2 separate regions of the Mus musculus genome follow, and region 2 is linked to region 1. Evidence: chromatin loops called from intact Hi-C (ENCODE). Cell type or tissue: heart. All regions are shown on one strand.

Evidence for each region. Hi-C counts contacts between places; a loop is a spot of excess contacts. Peaks named below come from ENCODE experiments on the same cell type or tissue, not always from the same donor. Only the 100,000 strongest peaks of a DNase experiment are listed, where the experiment ranks them.
Region 2: it touches region 1 in a loop (6-fold over the local background); 21 of 42 quality-filtered maps call a loop at or near these places.

The regions. Positions count from the first base shown.
Region 1 is chr10:128,891,088-128,899,087 of GRCm38, reverse strand. It overlaps Gdf11 (growth differentiation factor 11), which reads left to right and starts at 7,370. Exons shown (of 3, transcript NM_010272.2): 1 at 7,370-7,841. The coding sequence starts at 7,403. It also overlaps a transcript of Cd63 not described here. In heart, a CTCF peak has its summit at 3,436 (motif pointing right); DNase peaks (open chromatin) are centred at 2,957, 3,417, 7,147, 7,717 and 1 weaker place; H3K4me3 peaks cover 3,312 bases; H3K27ac peaks cover 2,084 bases; H3K27me3 peaks cover 3,004 bases.
Region 2 is chr10:128,727,456-128,735,455 of GRCm38, reverse strand. It overlaps Dgka (diacylglycerol kinase, alpha), which reads left to right. Exons shown (of 24, transcript NM_016811.3): 6 at 1,319-1,368; 7 at 1,817-1,891; 8 at 2,072-2,191; 9 at 2,359-2,473; 10 at 4,044-4,132; 11 at 4,269-4,388; 12 at 4,753-4,851; 13 at 5,197-5,265; 14 at 5,508-5,581; 15 at 5,786-5,857; 16 at 7,115-7,200; 17 at 7,299-7,388. Among named protein-coding and RNA genes, the nearest start is that of Dgka, 13 kb to the left of the region's middle. In heart, a CTCF peak has its summit at 894 (motif pointing right); a DNase peak (open chromatin) is centred at 4,305; H3K4me3 peaks cover 216 bases; H3K27ac peaks cover 329 bases.

The DNA.
Region 1 (8,000 bases):
CTTTGCTCTGATGGGCTGAGAAGGTGGCTCATTGGTGGATAGAATTGACTGCTCTCCCAGAGGACCCATGTGCAGTCTCACACCAGGTGGCTCACAACTGTCACTCCATCTACAGGGGATCTGACACCCTTTCTGCATTCCATGGGCGCCTTCATCTTTCTGCTGAGACAGAGCACAGATGAGCATTTAATCAATGAGACAAAAGCAAAGCTATGTGTTTGCTGGTTACTTTTTTATGTCTAGTCCCTGGGACTGAAAGCCAAGGACACTAGGCCAGGGCAGAGAAAGAACTCATCCCATGGGTGAGTCTAGTCCTAGGCCATATGGTCCTGCCTTTAAGATGTTTACGGGCAGGGCAGGAGAGATAGTTCAGCTATCAAGAGAATAGCTTGTTCTTCTAGAGGACCATGGTTCTGTTCCCAGCATCCACATGGTGGCTTACAACTGGAGCTCTAATTCTAAGGGACCTGGTTGCCTCTCTGGACACACGTGCAGTGCACTCACATACATTCAGGAAAGATACTTAGAAACACAAAATGGGGGCTGGTGAGATGGCTCAGTGGGTAAGAGCACCGACTGCTCTTCCGAAGGTCCGAAGTTCAAATCCCAGCAACCACATGGTGGCTCACAACCACCCGTAATGAGATCTGATGCCCTCTTCTGGTGCGTCTGAAGACAGCTACAATGTACTTATATATAATAAATAAATAAATAAATCTTAAAAAAATGGAATCCTCACATAATGTTTAAAAAAAAAAAAAAAGAAACACAAAATGAAAACAAACAAATCTCTTTTTAAAAAAGTAAAGACTTTTGCAGACACAGACAAAACTACAGTATGGTGTGATGCCTATAGTGAGGAGGAGGCCTGGATCCTGGGTGCTGCTTAGCACAGGGCGGTGGGCACAAGAGAATGTCAAAGTACCTAAGATGCGCTGAGCATGACGGCACATACCTTTAATCGCTGTACTCAGGAGATCATTATAAAGAGATGTCTGTGAGTTCAAGCCTTATCCACCTAGCAAGTTCTAGGCCAGCAAGGGCCACATAGTGAGATCCTATTTCAAAAGCAAACAACTCTAAGGTGGCTGTCAAAGAACGAGGGTTTTGTAGGAGGCATACTAAATGCTGCACTCAAACCGGTCAGGTTCCTTGCATAGGTGTGGAGTTTCAGTGAGAAAGCCAACAAAGAGGAGAAGTATCAGAGTGGGAATCAGCAGGGAATGTTGGTAATGCCAAGGCAGACTCCCTGGTCCTGGTTCTTTTTGTACCTTACACACACACACACACACACACACACACACACACTCTTCTGAGCCACTACTTTGATCTTTACAGCCAAGTACTCTCTCCTGACTTCTCACTGAGATTGGGTTTTCTTGGAATTCTGCCTCCAGTTTCCCTCTCACCAGCTTCCCTCATCTAACAGCTCAGCCCCTGCTTTCCCAGTGCCCAGATCAGCCCATCTGTCAGCATTTTGACATCTCTGGAAGAATAAACATTGAGCTCTCTCTCTCTCTCTCTCTCTCTCTCTCTCTCTCTCTCTCTCTCACACACACACACACACACACACACACACACGTTCCCCACTACCCCCACCCCCACCCCCTTTCCAGGAATATGATGTCTCCTGCTGGAAGGCTCTCAAGTTAGGATTTCAAGACTCTGGGAAGAAAGCAGTATGTAAAAAAGACACAGAAAAGGTGGGGATACCTGGAAACCCCCAGGCTAAAAAGGAAAGGGTAGATAGAACTGGTGGGCTGACATTCCTTAAGAAGGCTAGGGAAAATTGACTGGAAATTCAGAGAAGGTTCTTGGGAGGGGGCAGCTGGAGGCAAAGAAAGCCATGAATGAGCCTTAATGATTCTTACAGACTTCAGATTGTTCTAGACCTTCTTGATCACCACTACAGCCCCAAACACAAACTCTTTGGATCCTTCCTCCCAGCCCCCAGCTTCTCATAGAGAAGAAGCTAAAGAAGTTAGAGGGGCTGCCAAGGGACCCGGGCAAGATAAGTATAGGGTTTGGAGAACATGATACAGGAAGGGGCAATAATTACACAGTAAGGTCCTCTTGGGGACTGCAGGGTTTGTGGGCAGAAGACTTGGAAGAGTCCACTTCTCCAACACACCACCCCAGCCAGGAAAAGCTGCTCCACACCCCTAGAGAGGCACATACTAGAAGGGAAGAGAGTAGGGAGGTAAGCCTCCAGGGAGGTCCTCTCCCCCCACCCCCTGCTCCTACAATTCAACCATTTCACCCTCCTCACCCACCCCAAGGAAGCCCCCAAGTATGGAAGAATAAAGCCATTAGCCCCAGAGATAAGGCTTTTGGGGGGAAAATGGAGATAGGATTAGGGAATACTGTGTACCACTGCAACCTGACCTCGCCTAATCTTAGAAGCTAAACGGGGTCAGGTCTGGGGGGGCACTTGTGTGGGAAGAATGGGGAAATTCTCTCAAAGGAGGCAAGAAAAGTAGCTTTCTCCAAAAGCCCAGCTCTAATGTACAGGGCAGGAAGGGGTGCCGCAGATCAGGGAAGCAGTGTATTCCTCATACCCCACCCCCACTCCATCCCACTCTCCACCCCCGTAACAGCACCCTTGAGCCTTGGCCTCGAACACTGGCAACAGACTCCTCAGGAGCAGTTCTTGCTTCTAAGGCTGTTAACAGACCGCATACCGGAGAACGCACTTCCATCCCTCTACCGGCTCCCTCCCCTAGATACTTGCTTCCTTTTCACCCGTAGCTCACAACCTTCAAACCTAAATACCAGCCTCAAGACCCTTACCCACATTTGCTATGAACCAGTCAGGACCTGGAAGGAGGCGGGTATGGAGGTCGCTCTGGTAACCTAGGAGAGGGGCACCCCTAGCTGGAAGGCAGTTACCAGGGAGACCAGGGCAGTGAGCTGGGATCCAAGCCAGGGTTGGCACATACCGGTATAAGCAAAGGGTGGGTGCGTGGGCTGTTTGGTTGGCGGGTGACAGGGTCTCTCTAGGTAGCCCGGGCTGACCTTGACTTATAGCAATGATCTGCCTCACACTCTCTCTTGACACTTCGGCTTACAGACTTGCGCTATCACCCCAGCAAGCAAAAGTCTTAATGTTCTGCTTTCTTCCAACTCCTGTCCTATAAAGCAACTAGCGCCCCCTTCTCACGACTAGGTCTGGGGCAGACGGAAAGCTAGGAATTACTTTATGCGTCTTAGAGGAATCATAAGGGACCAAACCTGAGAGAAGTCAAGGAAAGAAGTGACTCTAGGAGGGGTTGAGGAAGAGACAAAGCTTACTCTTTTTCAAAACTTCGCCTGAAGATGTTGTTCACCAGTACAGCGTTTGCCTACGGTACTCGGGTTCGAGGTTGGGGAAAGGTACTCCTGACTTGAAAAGTCTGAAGGGCAAGTATCAAAACCACTGGTCTGACGTTTCATGTTATTCCACCAGAGGGCAGTCTTGTCCACTTAATGAATTACTAGTCCTAGCGATAAAGCCAGGGAGTGGAAATCTGTCGAGCAAATTGTTGAGTGCTTTCCTGGTATTTGGCCTATAACAACCCCTTGTGGACAAAATTACACAATTTTCTTCACCGCCACCACCACCTAGGTTCACTCACTGAGGGTCATTCAACCTTTAGTTAAGGCTGCTAAGAAATACATTCGTGAAAAGGGTTCTGCTGTTGGGTGTCCCAGTGTGAGGTTGCAAGCACAGTAAGAGGTGACGAAGGCTGACTGATACTATTAGAGTGCTTTGTCAGACCTCATGCTTCAAAAATAGCTGTGGATTCTAAGGTGTAAGGGGCTTTAATAAGCTGGGCTGGCAAGGCGGCTCAGCAGATAAAGGTACTTGCCATCACACCTGATGACCTGAGTGTTTGATCCTGGAGACCCAGCACATGGTAGAAAGAGAAAACTTACTCCATAAAATTATCTGATCCTTTTGTGCATTCTCCTAACCCCCACTCCCGCCTGGCATGCACACACACACACACACACACACACACACACACACACACCTTGTTCAAGTTCATACAGCCAGAAAGGAAGGTTGCTGGGACTTGGCATACAGGCATCCTAGATCTATTAGAGAAGCTACAGTAAGAAAGGGGATTCCTGAATGATTTATCTAAAAATTTCCTCTACACCGAGACCTAGTAAAAGTACAAATTTGGCCAAGAGATTTGGAGACTGGAAGTTGGATGCTAGGAATTAAGCTTGGGCATCACACTCAGCTCCTGAACTCCAGCTCCAGCTGAGAAGTGGGTCCAAGGAGAACACTTGGATGATAAAACAAGATTGGAGTGCTACATCCAGGTACGTAGTCTGTGTACATACTGCCATTCATCAAGTGAAGCCTGCAGGATAGGGCACATCTGAGCAGAGAGAGCTTCTGTACTTGGTCTGTGATGTTTGAGGAGCCTCGGGTCCCCTGGACTGGAGCGTTAGCAGGTATTATGCACCTACTGTTTGCTTCTCTCGTCTTTGACCTTCCACTCGATACAAGTTTGAGGAGGAAGTGAATGTAAGTTGTCCATTCTCTAAAGAAGCAGAAAGGGGCAGCACCATTTCTGCTCTCAAAGTGTTTGTGTTTTCAGAGACAGGGTCCCACTAGATCACCCTGGCTAGCCTGGAACTCTTTGTGTAGACCAGGCTAGCCTCTGCCTCCTGGATTAAAAGCATGCTCCACTACACTTGGCTGGTTTGCAATTTTTTGTTTGTTTTTGTTTGGTTTGTTTCCTGAAGAAAATAACATCAAAGTAATAGGTTTGAAAAATGGGAACGCAGCAGAGTATGCGGTAAGAACAATCAGGGCTCTGAGGGATCAGAAAGGGACAAAAGAGGATCCTGAAGAAGAAGCCCTGACTCCCTGACACTCTTGGCCGGCTCCGAGGTAATCCTCACAACTAGTTGAAGGTAGAAATTATGGTCTCCATTTATAGATAAAGAAACTTGATGATTGCTCAGTGGAAGAGTTCTTGCTTTGTATGCACAGCCCCTTGGTTCTACCTCACCCCACACCCAATTCAAGGTACAGGGAAGAGAACACAGAGAGAGGGAGAGAAAAACTTGGTAAGTTATCGACACTCCCATGTTTTGGTCCAAAGCAAGGGAGTAATGAGAAGTTTCTGGATTGTGTTCCATTCAGTCCCTGTTCTTCTTCTTTTTTCTTTTTTAATATTTATTATGTTTATTATATATAAGTACACTGTAGCTGTCTTCAGACACACCAGAAGAGGGCATCAGATCTCTTTACAGATGGTTGTAAGTCACCATGTAGTTGCTGGGATTTGAACTCAGGACCTCTGGAAGAGCAGTCAGTGCTCTTAACTGCTGAGCCATCTCTCCATCCCTAAGTCCCTGTTCTAAATAGGAATAGGTCATGTATTCAGAGCTTCTCACCTACCCTGCTTCTCCCTCACAGCTGAACCCCAATAGTTACCCTCATTCCACTCCAGCTCCCAAACCCAATTCTGTTCTTTTGTTTATGCCTAACTAACTTTAACATATATATATATATATTTTAATTAGGGTTTAATTCCAGAGAGGAAACCAAAAACCTTCTACTTGGTCCAAGAATCCCAATAGTGAGGTCTATACATTTTACATTTATCTATATATTTTTTTGAGACAGGGCCTTCCTACTGACATTTATACATTTTGTTCAGTGAACACTGCGCGAGACACTGGAAGAGCAAATCTCAACCCCCTAACATTTTCAGTTTGCCAAGGGATCTTCAGAGACATGGGTCAAGGCATGCTTATACAGAGAGCTCTCTGGAGGCTGAGGCAGGAGGATAACTGAGTTTGAGGCCAGCCTGGGATGCATCTGAGACTCTGTCTCAGAGGATAGAGGAAAAGGAGAAGAAAGGGTTTAGGGGAGGGGAAGAGGGGGAAAAAGAGAAACAGAGACCTGGGAAGAGGGAACCAGCAGTAGTGGCTGAGCACACCTGTACACTGTCTTCCTCGTGTACTGAGCTGTCTGGCTGCGCTTAGGACCACACCTGAAGACCATGGCTGGTCCCATTCCAGAGTGGCTCCCCTTGGGGTTTGCTATCTCCACATTAGACATCTGAGTATAGACCCTGCTCTTACCCTTACGCCTAAAACTTCAAGCTTTCTCAGACATGTAAGACCTTACAAACACAAAGACGTAGCTAGGAACCCAGAGAGAGGGTCCAGATTCCTCGCCAAGCACCACTTTCAAGCCCTACCTCATCCCTCATCTGGCTCTTCCCCTCATGGCTCCCACCCTTTCCAGCCCGATCACGATCACTCTCTTTGTTCTATTAAACCTCAATCTCAAGATCACAGGCCTCCTAGATAGTTTTCTTCCGGGCTCAGTACTTGTCAACTTCTCAGCTTGTCCCTGGCCTCTTCCTCTCCTGACCGCCTTCATCCCTGTGATAAATCAGCCTGATGTTCCATTTTATGGGTTCTTTAAACATCCTGGGCTACCTCTGGTAGCTGAGGCTATTCTTCACATCTCCACCTCTTCCCCTTGGGTGTCTCTTTGCGCTCCAACCAAGGCTGACTTGTGTGTGTTACTTCCTCCCCTGGTCTTTTCTCTGCACCTGCCTCCTCAGGGGTTGCTACCTCCAAGGTATCCCCTGTCTCTGCCTCTCCCTCTTGCGCAGGGTACCATCAGCTCCCTCTGACCCATCCGTTCTCTTGCCCACCTCTCCTGCTCTCTCCTGTTCGACTCCGTAGAATTCGGTTAGCCACCCCTCTTTGCGCTCTACCTTTGTCTTTGACTCTCTCCACTCTTAACTGTCCCACTAGTTTTTCTGGTCGTCTTCAGTCTTCGCTCTTGCTCTCTAGCTAAGTCTCTCCCTTCTGTGACTTCTTTTCTCTCTTTTGTCTCTCCCTCTTCCCTTCCTATCTGGGTATCTTTGGATCTGCCTCTTCCCCCACCCCCAACCCCTACCCACCGCTCCGTCTGTCCCCGATCTCTCTGACTCGGTCCCTCACGGCCTCTCCCCCCCTCCCCCTCATCTTTCGGTCTCTTCATCTTTCTCTGGACCCGTGCTCGCTCGTGTTCTCTCTCTCTCTCTCTCTCTCTCTCTCTCTCTCTCTCTCTCTCTTTTCCTCGGTTCTCTCCGGCTCCCTCTCTCGCCTCGGATGACAGCGCTACCTCTTTTGTTGGCTCCGCAGCCAATCGCGGCCGCTGACGACACGGGGGCCGGGGCTATAAAGGGCCCGGCCCGGGCTTGGGCCCCCCCAGCTGCCCGCCCCGGCCGCCCGCCCGCCCCGCCCGTGCGCCCGCCGCCCCCGGCCCCCGGCCCCCCCTCGGCCGGGCAGCCCCCAATCCCGCGCCGCCCGGACCCCCTCCTCCTCCCTCTTCCCTCCGCCCCCTCCCCGCGGGACTCCGGCGTCCCCGCCCCCCAGTCCTCCCCTCCCCTGCAGCATGGTGCTCGCGGCCCCGCTGCTGCTGGGCTTCCTGCTCCTCGCCCTGGAGCTGCGGCCCCGGGGGGAGGCGGCCGAGGGCCCCGCGGCGGCGGCGGCGGCAGCGGCGGCGGCGGCCGGGGTCGGGGGGGAGCGCTCGAGCCGGCCGGCCCCGTCCGCTCCGCCGGAGCCGGACGGCTGCCCCGTGTGCGTGTGGCGGCAGCACAGCCGCGAGCTGCGCCTAGAGAGCATCAAGTCGCAGATCCTGAGCAAACTGCGGCTCAAGGAGGCGCCCAACATCAGCCGGGAGGTAGTGAAGCAGCTGCTGCCCAAGGCGCCGCCGCTGCAGCAGATCCTGGATCTGCACGACTTCCAAGGCGACGCGCTGCAGCCTGAGGACTTCTTGGAAGAGGACGAGTACCACGCTACCACCGAGACGGTCATAAGCATGGCCCAGGAGAGTAAGTGGGCTGCGGGGTGCGCGCGGTGCGGTGCAGTCCGGGAAGGACCCGGAAGCCCTTTCTGCGAAAACTTGACGGATTGGGGAGCCGGGCCACTCCACACAACTTTTTGAGCGGAGAAGATGGGCAGCGGAGTTGAGTGCACGCCCCGTTCTAGGG
Region 2 (8,000 bases), 160 kb after region 1:
TCCCACTTTTTGGCCCTGGCGTTCCCCTGTACTGGGGCATATAAAGTTTGCATGTCCAATGGGCCTCTCTTTCCAGTGATGGCCTACTAGGCCATCTTTTGATACATATGCAGCTAGAGTCAAGAGCTCCGGGGTACTGGTTAGTTCATAATGTTGTTGCACCTACAGGGTTGCAGATCTCTTTAGCTCCTTGGATACTTTCTCTAGCTCCTCCATTGGGAGCCCTGTGATCCATCCAACAGCTGACTGTGAGCATCCACTTCTGTGTTTGCTAGGCCCCGGCATAGTCTCACAAGAGACAGGTATATCAGGGTCCTTTCAGCAAACGCTTGCTAGTGTATGCAATGGTGTCATCATTTGGAGGCTAATTATGGGATAGATCCCTGGATATGGCTGGCAGTCTCTAGATGGTCCATCCTTTTGTCTCAGCTCCAAACTTTGTCTCTGTAATTCCTTCCTTTGAGATTTCTAAAGGCAACAAGGTGAGACCTGAAAATAGGCCTGTTTCCTGTTTCCTCTGTTCTCCTGAGCTGCCTACAGCTAATGCTACCCGCCACAGTCACTTCAGTTCCCATGTCTATACATCCCCACGGAGGTGGCCTCGGATGTTGATGGCACATAGAAGTGTGTGCTGCCTCCGTTGTATTTACCAAGGCCGGCATGCACGGCTGTTTTCCCTTTTTTGTTTCATTTGTATGTGACAGGGTCTCACAATGTGTAACCCATCCTGGTCTCAAATTGTCTATCCTCCTGCCTTAGCTTCCTGAGTCCTGGGATTACAACTGTATACCCTGTGCCTCCCTTCTTTCTGATCTGCTCTGTCAATTTCTATTCTTTTTTTTTTTTTTAAGATTTATTTATTTATTTTATGCATATGAGTATACCTCCATTGCCCTCTTCAGAGACACCAGAAGAGGGCACCAGACTCCATTACAGATGGTTGTGAGCCACCATGTGGTTGCTGGGAATTGAACTCAGGACCTCTGGAAGAGCAGTCAGTGCTCTTAACTGCTGAGCCATCTCTCCAGCCTGTCAGTCCTATTCCTAACTTCAAGATCCCCTCCATATCTCTTTTTTTCTCTTGCTTTCTGAATTCTTGGGGGTTTGTTTTTGTGGTGTTTAATATTCTTTTTGAGGCAGGGCCTCACTATGACTCCCTGGCTGGCCTGGAACTCCCTATGCTGTGGAGCAGCATGGCCTTGAACTCATAGAGATCTGCCTTCCAAGTGCTGGGATTACAGGGCCACCATGCCTGGTTTGGGGATGAGTTCTTTGGATCTCTCGCATAAACTGACCCAGTTGCTCAAACACTTCACAGTCACCTTCAAGCTATATGACATGGACAGAAATGGGATCCTGGATAGCACGGTGAGCTGTGGGACCTGTGTGCTGGGCAAGGGAGTCTGTCCATCTGCCTGTGTTCGCATACCTAGACTTTTCCAGGGTTTCCAGAAACAGAGAAAAGGTTGGGGGTGTAGCTTAATGGCCCAGAGCGTGCATAGCATACAGAAAACCTTGGGTTCATCCCTAAAACTACCCTCTCCCCAGCATTAAATAAAAAAAAAAAAAGCAGAAGACAGTGGTATTGAGGAGATACTTAGTCCCCTAGAACTAACTATGGAAGCAGTTCCCAAGAACTTGGACTCTAAAATAGAGAAGCCAAGAGATGGGAAGCCTATAAATACTTACTTGTCAGAGGTACCTGAGAACAAGAGGTGATTCTGGAAGTGGAATCCAGGAGCCCTGATTTCTAGAGGACGTTTGTATAGTGGCCATAGTAAGTGGCTATCTGTGGCTTTTACCCTCTTTTCTTCAGGAAGTGGAAAAAATCATCCTTCAGATGATGCGAGTGGCCGAATATCTAGACTGGGATGTGTCTGAGCTGAGACCGGTGAGGCAGCTTGTCCTTTTCCTTATTCCATCCCTACCCCCCACGGTCCTGTATCTGCCTTATCCCATCTCCCACGGGTACCTGGTTCCTCTGCTAGCATGACTGTGTGGTGTCCTAGGAGATGGTGGAGAGGGTCTGGGGACCACTCCCAGCCAAAGGCCTTTCTTCCTGTCTGATCAGATCCTTCAGGAGATGATGAGAGAGATGGATCAGGACGGCAGTGGCTCTGTGTCTCTAGACGAGTGGGTCCGTGCTGGGGCTACCACAGTGCCACTGCTTGTGCTCCTGGGGATGGACGTGGTGAGTGAGAAGGGCTGGGGATGGACGTGGTGAGTGAGAAAGGCTGGGGATGGACGTGGTGAGTGAGAAAGGCTGGCAAGGGCAGGGCGAGTGCGGTCTTGGAATATACTCACCAGAGAACCAGGGATTAGCCTTCTAAGAAGCTGGCATCCTCTGTGACCTCCTAGACTATGAAAGATGATGGCAACCATATATGGAGACCCAAGAGATTCACCAGACTGGTCTACTGCAACCTGTGCGAACAGAGCATTAGCCTTGGCAAACAGGGCCTGAGCTGTAACTGTGAGTCACACCGGGAATGTGGGAGCGGGGAAGCTCAGGAGTTAGTGAGGACGCGATGTTATGAACTCAGATGAAACAAGGATTTGGATTTTGGGGCTCTGCTACTCACTCTCTATGATCCTGGGGAAGCAATATAACTTTCTGTTATTAATTATTATTATTTGTATGTTGTGCTAAAGCCCAAGCCTATATATGTCTTTTTTTAAAAATAATCTTTGTTATTTAAAAAAAAAACCCAACAACAACAAACTTGTAGGGCTAGAGATATGGCTCAGCGGTTAAGAGCACTGACTCCTCTTCCAGAGGTCCTGAGTCCAATTCCCAGCAACCACATGGTGGCTCACAACCATCTGTAATGGGATCTGATGCCCTCTTCTGGTATGTCTGAAGACAGCTACAGTGTACTCATATACATAAAATGCATAAATATATCTTTTTAGAAAACCTAGTAAATAAAAAGACAGTATCTCACACTATAGCTCAGGCTGGCCTGGAACTATATGGCCCAAACTGATCGCAAAACTCCCAACAATCTTTTTGCCTCAGTAGTGGCAATGGCAGCTACTGTTGCTACTGCTTCCTTCACCTCCTCCTCTTCTTCCTCTTCCTCCTTCTCCTCCTCCTTCTTTTTGTTTTTGAGACAGGGTCTCTCTCAAGTCATGGCACTTGCTATGTAGACCAGGCTGGCCTCAAACTCATAGAAATTCCCCCCTGCCTCTGCCTCCCAAGTGCTGGGACTGAAGGTGTGCACCACCACACCCAACTTGCCTCAGCCTCTTGAATGTTGCATTAAAGGAGTGAGTCATCATACCCAGTTTCATGTTTTTCTTTAACCTTTAGTTTCCTTGACTGAAAAGGGAGATAACTGTGAACAGTAAATATGTGGATACTGTTATTGCTAGCACATGCCTGCAGTAATAGCATTCCTCAGCTATAGACAGGAAGATCTGGAGTTTAGGGCCAGCCTCAGTTACAGAGGAAGTTTAATTTAAGTCCAGCCTTAAAGGTACAGCCTGGACTACATAAGACTCTGTCTCAAAACAAACAAGCAGTGATGTGAGATGAGTGTCGGTGAGTAAAGGCAGGTGCTCCCAAACATGACTTTCTGAGTTTGATTCCCTAGAACCTGAAATAAAGGGAGAGAACTGACCAGAGAGCTGTCCTCTGATCTCTCTGCATACATTGTGTCACACACATACCCACACGCATAAATGCATGCGGAGGCATTATTATTTTGCAGTACACCAAAGAGTCGATTATTTTACTGAGACAGGTTTGTGTAGCTTTGGCCAGCCTGGACTGGATATGTAGACCAGGCTTGCCTCAAACTCTCAAAGAGCTTCCAGCTCAGTTCCAAACTTAGCACAGGGACAATGTAGAGACAGACAGGAGGTAGCATCTGCATTGTTAGGAGACTGAGGTGAAGTTTGCCCTTGCAAACTTCTCTACCATAACCTGGCAGCCAAGGTTGCATGTCTTGTTCCAGTGAGTGACCCTTCCTCACTCCCAAGAAAGGAGAAGAGGGGGAATAGGCCACCGCTAAGGCTCTGACCTTCTTCCCTCTCCCCAGTCTGTAAGTACATTGTTCATGACCACTGTGCCATGAAGGCCCAGCCTTGTGAAGTCAGCACCTATGCCAAGTCTCGGAAAGACATTGGTGTGAGTGACCCCCATGCCCGCTCATTCCTACACTGCTAACCCTATCCTAGCCCTGGTCCCTAGCCCTCTTCTGCCCCTCGTTGCCTTTCACACGAGGTGCTCCCAGACAAGGAAGGGCTTGCCTCTCTCCCCCAAGGTCCAGTCACACTTATGGGTTCGAGGAGGCTGTCATTCCGGGCGTTGTGACCGCTGCCAGAAAAAGATCCGGACCTACCACAGCCTAACAGGACTGCACTGTGTGTGGTGCCACCTGGAGGTCAGTTCAGGAACTGTCCCTCGAGAGACCCTCTCTACTCTCTTTCTTCTTTTTTTTTTTTTTTAATTTATTTTTTTTTAAGATTTATTATTTTATTATATGTAAGTACACTGTAGCTGTCTTCAGACACTCCAGAAGAGGGAGTCAGATCTCATTACGGATGGTTGTGAGCCACCATGTGGTTGCTGGGATTTGAACTTCGGACCTTTGGAAGAGCAGTCGGGTGCTCTTACCTGCTGCCCTCTCTACTCTCTTACTGCCATAGTTATTCTTGTTCCCAAGGGCTTTCTTTCCTGTCCATACTCTCAAGCTGAGAACTAATAAAGTCCCCTGCATGATTTCTGTTTCCCTTTTGTGCTCCTAGATCCATGATGACTGTCTGCAGGCTGTAGGTCCTGAGTGTGACTGTGGGTTGCTCCGTGATCATATCCTGCCTCCGTGTTCCATCTACCCCAGCGTCCTGGTAAGTCTCTCAACAGCAGCTGGCAGGGAACAGGAGCTTTCCCTGAACAGGAAAGTGTCCCTGTTTTCTTATGAACATACCACTACACATGGAATACCTGTGGTTTGGTATAGAGTTTTGTTACTGTTTCTCACTACGACGTAGCCCTGGCTGGCCTGGAACTTGCTGTGCAGACCAAGCTAGCCTTGAACTCAGATCTGCTTGCCTCTGCCTCCCAAGTGTTGGGATTATAGGATAGGTGTGAGCCACTATACCCAGCCAGAGCGGCGTTTAGAACAGAGGATCCAAGTGAGACCCCCCCATTGGATCCCTGGATAACTCATCTTTCTCTTTCATTGTCTCCAGGTATCTGGACAAGAGTGCAAACACAAGACCACAGATGATACAAGCCTGTGCACCCCTGAGGCTTTTCGGGTACTGGACTGAGGGTCACGGGCTTAAAGGTCATGCCAGCTTTTGATTTGAGTCTTATGGGGAGGGACTGAAGTGGAAAGTAGGGGATACCTCATCTCCAAAAACTCCAGCTTGGTAGAGGAGGAGAGGGGAGGGGAAAAGCATCCTGGGAAATGCCAGTCCTTCTGCAGAGCTTGCCTTCATCCTTGATAAAATCCTGCTTTATTTATCCTTATTTTCTCCCCCCCCCACACACACTGCAGATTGAACCCGTTTCTAACACCCACCCCCTTCTAGTCTTCATCAATCTTAAGAGCGGAGGCAAGCAGGGGCAGAGGTGAGGAGGGGCAGGGCAGAGGTGAGGAGGCCTATGCTGGTTCTTCCTAGATGGAGAGAGAGGATCAGAGTGAGTGGGGAGGAAGGGGATGTGTGTGTGGAGGGGATTTTTTGGGGGAGGGCATTAGAGAAGAGTAGATAGAAATGGAGTACAGAGCGTGAGTCTGGTCATCCGTGCTACAGCCTTTCTTTTCCTCTCACGCAGTGTGCTTTGGAAATTTCAGTACATTCTGAACCCGCGGCAGGTGTTCGACCTGAAGGATGGTCCGGAGCCAGGGTGCGTATAGGTCAGGGGTTGTATCAAAGGGTTTGAGGTGTGTGCGTGCGGGCATGTGTGTGTGTGTGTGGGGGTTGTATGCTCAAGGGGGCCAGGGGAGGGAGGGGGAGAGGGAGAGAGGGAGAGAGAGAGAGAGAGAGACTGTCTGTTAGGATAGGAGACCCAAGAGCTCAGATTTCTAAATGCTTTTTCTCCCTAGTCACTAGGATATTCATTATGTTTGGTTTTCTGACTCTCTCGGTCCCAGTTTCAAAAGATGGAGAGGAAGTAGTTTTGGGTTTCTCCAAACACTAAGGAATAGAAACTCAAATCCCAGTGGTGCACAGGAATCTGCTGTCACCCTAGTTTTCATGTTTGCTGGAAGGGCATTTACCAACTGAACCATCTGCCCACCCCTTGACATTTTATTATTGTTGTTATTGTTATTATTGTTGTCTGTGGGGTGTGTGTGTGTGTGTGTGTGCATGTGCCCATGTGCCACAGTGCATGCACAGAGGTCCTAGGACAACTTTTGAGAGTCTGTGAGGATTGAATCAGATTCCTAAGCTTGCTCGGCAAGCTCTTTTACCCACTTGAAAAATGTTGGCCAGGCAGTGGTGGCTCACACCTTTAATCCCAGCACTTGGGTGGCAGAGGTATGTGGATTTCTGAGTTCAAGGCCAGCCTGGTCTACAGAGTGAGTTCCAGAACAGCCAGGCCTACCTACAGAGAGAAACCCTGTCTCAAAAACAAAACAAAACAAAACAAAAACAAAAACAAGAAAAATAAAAATATGTGTGTGCCAGAGAGAGAGAGAGAGAATGTGTGTGTGTGTGTGTGTGTGTGTGTGTGTGTGTGTGTGTGTGTGTTGGGGTGTTGGGGATGTTTGAGTGAATCAGGGCCAAGGAACAGTTTAAGGTGTCACCTTCAGGAATGCCATACTTCCTTGAGACAGGCTCTCTCAGTGGCTCAGCTCATTAACTAGGCTGGGCTGGTTGACCAGTTATCCCTGTGATCCCCCATCTTATCTCCCCACAGTACTGTAATAACAACATGCCTGATCTTTCTATGTGGGTTCTGGGGATCAAATTCAGGCCCTAGAGTTTGCAAAGCCAGTGCTTTATCAGCTGAGCTAGCCTCCCAGTCCTAAACTGAAGTCCTTTGATGAGGGGGAACGGAGTCATAGGAACAAGAGACAAAAAGTGACTTATCTGTCTAGGACTTGTGGATAGATCTCAGTTATCCTTCTTCGTTTTTCTCTCTTCCCTTTTATCTCAGGCTCAGATTCTTTAAAGATGTTCCTCAGTTCCGGATATTGGTGTGTGGTGGAGATGGCACAGTAGGCTGGGTTCTAGAGACCATTGGTCAGTGCAGGGGGGAGCCTCCCTCTGGGCAGGAAATGGGGCAATAGTGTTCAAGGGCCAGCCTCCTCCATCCATCTCTTCACTTGCCTCCTCCTCAGACAAAGCCAACTTTGCCACTGTGCCTCCCGTTGCTGTGCTGCCCCTGGGCACTGGAAATGATCTGGCTCGGTGCCTAAGATGGGGAAGAGGTAAGTGGGAAAAACGAGGTTTGCGGGAGACTGGGGAGCTTTAAGAGAAAGACACAGGGCTGGAGAGATGGCTCAGAAGTTAAGAGTACTGACTGTTCTTCCAGAGGACCTGGACACTTTTCCCAACACCCACATGACGGCTCCAACCTTCTGCAACTCTGGTCCTAGATAATCTGACGCCACCCTCTGTGGGTACTGCAGACACTTGGTACACAGTCATACAGGCAGGCAAAAACATCCATTCACTTTAGCAAGTAAATAAGCAAATGAATAAATAAATACTGTTTGGGGGGGGATTAAAAACCTAGGGTTCTGATATAAAGAGATTGTTGGGAAAAAGAGAGATACACAAAACTGGGTCCAAGCTAGAGTGGCCAAAGAAGGAGCTTTGGAAGAAAAAAGGATGGTATTCTAAACCAAGGGCTGTTGAGGGTGACAGTCCCCTTCCCTAACAACTCTAGGGCTCAGGATAAAGAAGTGTGGTGGAGGAGTGAGGAACAGTGTGGGGGTGAGAGCTGTGTTTGAGTTGAAGGACGTAGGTAGCAAGGGTCATTCGTACATCAAGCAGCTGTCCACCTGCTTTTTCTGATTGTCTTTTGGAGACAGGGTTTC